2 separate regions of the Homo sapiens genome follow, and region 1 is linked to region 2. The links are chromatin contacts, found by Hi-C or POLR2A ChIA-PET in ENCODE. All regions are on one chromosome and are shown on one strand. The core of a region is the stretch at or near the end of the contact, and the rest is flanking DNA. Distances in the headings are between cores, read along the strand shown.

Region 1 (2,700 bases), core at 165-2,664, 1.1 Mb before region 2:
TTTTGAACAGTTTTAGGAAAATCAATTTAAAGTATTCTTCTCCATAACCCTCAAAAAGGGAGAACAGGTGGCAAGAATTTTCAAGGGCCTCAAAGATGAACTTACTGCCCAAGAGGCTTGTGTTTTAGAACCTCACAATTTGCACTTGCGCTTTTGTGGTATTTAGGAATTACAATATCCTAAAAAACGTAAACATTAAAAAGCATCATGATAAGGAGATATTGTTAAACAGGCATGATAATGGTATTGTGGTTGTGTTTTTAAAAAGTCCTCATTTGTTAGATACAGACAATTATTTACAAGTGAAATAAGATGTCTGGGATTCCTTTGAAATACGTACTTCAGCACACTCACAAACATGCACAAAGCGGGGTGGAGATAAAAGAAATGACTGGCCTTAAGTTGGTAACTCTTGAAGCTGGATGATGGGTATACATCATTACACCGTTCTATTTTAATGTATTTTGGAAACTTTCCATAATAAAAAGATAAAAAGCATTATCTTAAGATAGATATCACTCATTTTAAGCATGATTCTTTTGAGAGATTATCTTCAGATGCTTAATGAAAGATCTGATATAACAAAGTAAAATGTTTTTGCAAGTTTATGAAGGGTAGATATGAAAAAGTATTACAAATGAGAAAAATCAGTTAAAAGTGAACACTCACAAAACAAATATTTAGGGAATGCTAATATATATATATTCCAGCAGTGAAAACACCAAAGTGCAGCTGTAAACCTAAAACTCCAAACCAAATACAATTCAACTTCTTTCTAGCCACTGCGTATGCAAGATCATGATAGGCGCAGGTGTCTGGGGAGGCAGAGCATTTAACCATTACATTTTACAGTTAAAATCAATAGCCAGGAGAATGGGGGCAGGAACTTGGTGGCTGGGCAGACGCTCCAGGGGCAAACGCCTGGGATCGTGGCTTTGTCACTTACAGGATGGGACCTTTCCAAGCCTCAGTTCCTCCAGAGGGGATAACAGTACCTACCTTACAGGGTTGTTAGGAGATTTAATTATAAGAATGCATGCAAATAACAAGCAGCTCTTAACTGATAGGACCTGATGGTGTTACTGTTAAGGACGGAGATTTTTACAGCCTCCCGGGTGAGATAAGAACGCCAGCTGCTAGGAAAAAAAAAAAAAAGACTCAGCGCGGTCTCCGCCCGCCCGTCTCCAAGCCTGAGGCGCAGGCCTATGGGATGCACGGGCTTCTTTTAGGCGCCCGTTTCAGGCTCCAGTCCCACTCTCCGCTCAGCCTAGGGCCCAGCCTCTGGCCGTCGGAACCAGTAGAGACGGCGGTTCCTCGGGTCCAACCCCCGGGCAGGAATCTGCGGTGCGCCTGGAGAGAGAAGCATCCGCAACAACCTCCGCCTCAGCCAGGCCCGGGTTCCATCCGGGTTCTCCAGGGTGCTTCCCGCCCGCAAACTGGGAGAGGCGTCTCCCACACGCAGGCGCAGTAGCAAAGGGCTGTGGGATGGGCTGGCTGGCTTGAGTATTGAGCATGCGCGCTAGCCCTTCCCAATTTTTTTTTTAAGATTGTGTACGTGGAACAAGAAATCGTTTGTTTATTGTGTCTGCCAGAGAGGATGAACTGTACAATTTCAGGAATGGAAGGGGCTGTAAACTCCACATAGTTCTTTTTAACATGCAGAGCACTTAAACTTTTATATTGTGTCGGGCTTTGAGCTTGGAGATAAAACGCCTGATAATTGCCATGTTCCATGTGGAATAAATGAGAGAAAAAGAGAAGGAAGCTCATTGTAATTTCAGATTAGACATTTCAGCAGTGGAGGATGAGCTTCCATAGCTTGTGTACTGTTGCCTATGCAAGCTGATCCCACTTTCCGTAAGTGGGAGCATAGGGATGAATTTCCATGTCATCATCATATATCTGAAATATTTTTATTTTAAATTCTTTCAACAACATGATTTCAAAGAAATAAACCCATATTAGAGAGGTTTTAGAGAAAAATCCCAAGTAGAAACTAGGAAACGTTGTTGAAAGAAACCGGAATATAGCCCTTTCCTGTTTGGGGGTCTTTCCAGAATTCTTATAAACTTAATGAGTTTACTCATTTTTGTACAATCTTGTTAGAAGCATTCCATAAGACTAGTGTGTGTGAGGAGTGGTGGGGCGTCAACGAATGTGGGCCAGATACATCATTTTCAGGTGTTAAGGGTGAGCCTGGTAAATATTGACGGGCTGCTGAAGTTTTTTGTGGATGGAAGAAACTGCTAAAGACCAGCCTTGTTGGTCAAGAAATTAGGGCCTTCAATACTAGAGAAAGGGGTAGGCTTCAGAATCCCACAGCTAGCTTCATGTCCTGACTCCAACGGTTAGGATTTGTGCAGGTTACTTGGAGTTAATTCCATGTGCTTTTTGTAAAACTTACATATCATCCATTACCCCATGAAATTCTTTTGAGGAAGGAGATAACATTATGACAATTACAGTACATAATTCTCGCACTCAAAAGGCAGCTATTATTGAGATAATAAAATCAAAGCTCAATCTGAGTAATGTCCTAGGCATTATGTTTTTTTCTTTTTTTTTTTTTTTTTTTTTTGAGACAGGGTCTCATTCTGTTGCCCAGGCTGGAGAGCAGTGGCGCAATCTCAGCTCACTGTAACTTCTTGAACCGGGTTCAAGCAATTCTCATGCCTCAGCCTCCTGAGTAGCTGGGATTAT
Region 2 (2,750 bases), core at 251-2,750:
ACCATATTGACTTCAGAAACCATATCGATGCTGGCAATGTCAATGTTCATCCCCACAGCCACGGGGGGACCTGCAAAGCAAGACGGCCAGCCACGTGATTTCTTTGAACTTCATTCATTCTCAGCAAGAGTTATCCCTGAGCATAAGACACTCTGCCCAAAACCCTTCTGCACTACTCAATCTCAAATTTTTCAATTCTCTGCTTTTTTTGTTAAAAAAAAAAAAAAAAAAGGTAGCAGGCACACACTCCTCTAACAAATGCTGTATTGAATATGCACACACGTATGCTGTGAACAAGGGATTCCAGCTCTGTCTACATATGCATATGTCTCAGCATGTGAATGCACACAACTCACAGAAGCACAAGAATCCTTCTAGTCTAAGGGATTTTTATATTTTGCGCTGAAACCCCCTCCTCCTCAGTCTTTCCCACCCCCTTCTGTGCACAGGTTTTAACTCTTTGAGCTTCATAAGAGTCTGAAGCAATATTAAGTGAGTCTATCAGCATATCTAGGGCTGCAGCCAGAGAGAGATTCTTCTTTCCCCTACCTTCTCTAACCCTCCCATTTTCTCCCTACCCTCCCATCCCCCAGTCCTCCCCATTTCTGTGAGGCTGGGAGGAGTGGATTATATCCAGACATGAGCCACTGTAACCCTGGCCAGAAGAACTCTTCCAAAGTAGGCAGGCACAGGGGGTTAACGCCACCTCTCAACCAACTGCCTGCACGTCTTGTCCTAAAAAATGTTAACGGTGGCCTTCCGCAAGCCGGGTTCTCTCGGCACACCATTAACTAAACTTAAGAGGTTTGTGTCTCAACAAAGCAAAGGCAGGGAAGCAAAGGATTCATAACAGTGAAGCTGAAAGACAGCAGTCACCAAATTTGAGTACACACTAAGAGGGTCTCATTGAAAGACCACGGAAGTGGTGGGTAGCAATAATCCAGCTTAAGTTTTGATCAGTTTCTCAATATGGTAAAATAGAGACACATTCAGGACACCACATGCACCCACAACTAGGGAGAGGGAAGAGAGCGCGCACAAAGCTCAAAAGACAGCTTCGGCTGTGGCTGGACTTATTTGCAAGGCAACCCCATTACCTCCAAAATCTGGTCTCAGACGAATGTCATAGCCTTTCAGGAGTCTATCCACCGTCTCTTTAACCAGCGACATATTACTAGGGTCATTGACACTAAAGAAAGAAATGACAATAAGCAGGCATCAATAAGGAAGCAGGCATAGCGTTTTCAGCATCGGATCCCTACTACATTTCCCTGCTCACAGAGGTATGCAGACAGAACCCTTCAAAGTGAGAACGGAAAAGAGAAACGCTGGGCACACTTACCTCTGCGCACAGACAGCGGCGATTATTAAGGGGAAGGACCAAATCCCAAAGTAGCCCCTTTTCCGCACTCTCCACATCCCTTTAGTTTTTGATGGAATTGAGGGTTTCACTGAAGAGAGGAGATCCAACTTAGTCTGCCCAGTGCAGTAATTCTAATGTGAGGCGCATGCGCACGGCGTACCAAAACATCAAAGGGGAAGCGGCGGCTGCCGGGGACCGAGCAGATTTCCTTGTTTAAAAAAAAAAAAAAAAATTAAAAGGGAAAAAGGAAAAACATGTATATGTATAATACATACATATTTGAATAATATAGAAAAGTCACCCCACAGCAGCATCCAGAATAAAATTTTTGTTGTTATCCTTTCGTTAAGACAAAATAACTACAGCGTCTGGTAAGTTTCGGTAGTTGCAAGAGGCAGTTTTGCACCGAGCGGGTTGTGGGTTTTTGGTGTGTGTGTGTGTCCTTTTAAATATGCAAAACCAGATTAGAAAATTAGAGGAGAGCAGGTGTGGCGTGCCAGCGGAAGATAGGTGCCGGTAAGCCCACTTCTGGTCTCAGCCGGACACGGGGCAAGGAGTTTGAACTTTATTTCCTTGGCAAATAGCATGCCCTGCCTGGGGCGAGACTGGGATGGGGGGGGCGGGGGTTGTGCAGCGGGTGGGAGGAGGGGGGAGGGGGCGTTGGGAGTCGAAGCGGGAGGGAGGGAAAAAACCAATGGGAGGAATGCTGAGCAACCCGTTGGATTTGGGGCGGGGGGTTGGGGAGGCGGGTACAGAATAAGAAAGGCACGGAAAAATAAAAAAGGAAGAAAGAGAAAGAAAAGAATAAAATAATGGCTGGTCTCTTCTAGTAGTCAAAGAGCAAGCTTTTCTTCACTACTCACGAGCGATTTCTTTCTCCTCTCCTCACCCTTTGCCCCCTATTCCCAGAGAAGAAAACCTCGGGGTCCTGTTTTCTCGCCGTGTGACGTTCCTGACCCGCTAGTCCGGGTTATTTATAGCAGGAGGGGAGGGGGGCGAGGGGAGCAGAAAGGCAATGCTGTCTCTCCAGGTTTCGGTCTGATTCTGCAGTGGGAATTATTAGTGGGCAGGGTGGGGTTTGCATGAGGGGGAGATGGGACGTGGAGGCGTGAGGGATGCGGGTGACGGGCGCCCTAGCGCAGGTGCGGGGGACTGGAGGGCGTGGGCGACCGCACAGAGCAGGAAGGGCAGGTGGCCGGGTGGGACGCGCCCCGGCCGGTCCCCCAGCGCCCCCTCCGCTGCGCGCACCCGCGCGCACACACGTGCAGGCGCACTCCCCACCCGCCGCCATCCCTCCTTACCTCGCAGGCCCGCGCTCGCCGCCCACTCCCGCGGCGTGCGGAGCTGGCGCCCCCGGCCCCTCGTCCGGGACAGGGGACGGGGACTC

The links. A loop is a pair of places that touch in the nucleus more often than their neighbours do. ChIA-PET counts read pairs that join two places held with the same protein, here RNA polymerase II (POLR2A). Pooled maps may share reads with other maps.
Region 1: a pooled map shows a loop between it and region 2 (4-fold over the local background). The contact joins the promoter of FAM200C here to the promoter of GABRB2 in region 2. A Hi-C loop is called at or near these places in 1 of 50 pooled maps. POLR2A ChIA-PET finds 5 or more read pairs at or near these places in 2 of 52 experiments (A549 and Panc1).

The regions. Positions count from the first base shown.
Region 1 is chr5:160,398,640-160,401,339 of GRCh38, forward strand. FAM200C (family with sequence similarity 200 member C) reads right to left here and starts at 1,415. Exons shown (of 2, transcript NM_022090.5): 1 at 1,000-1,415. RefSeq lists enhancers at 1-56, 376-1,061, 955-1,104.
Region 2 is chr5:161,545,225-161,547,974 of GRCh38, forward strand. It overlaps GABRB2 (gamma-aminobutyric acid type A receptor subunit beta2), which reads right to left and starts at 1,501. Exons shown (of 10, transcript NM_001371727.1): 1 at 1,343-1,501; 2 at 1,098-1,189; 3 at 3-70. The coding sequence starts at 1,419.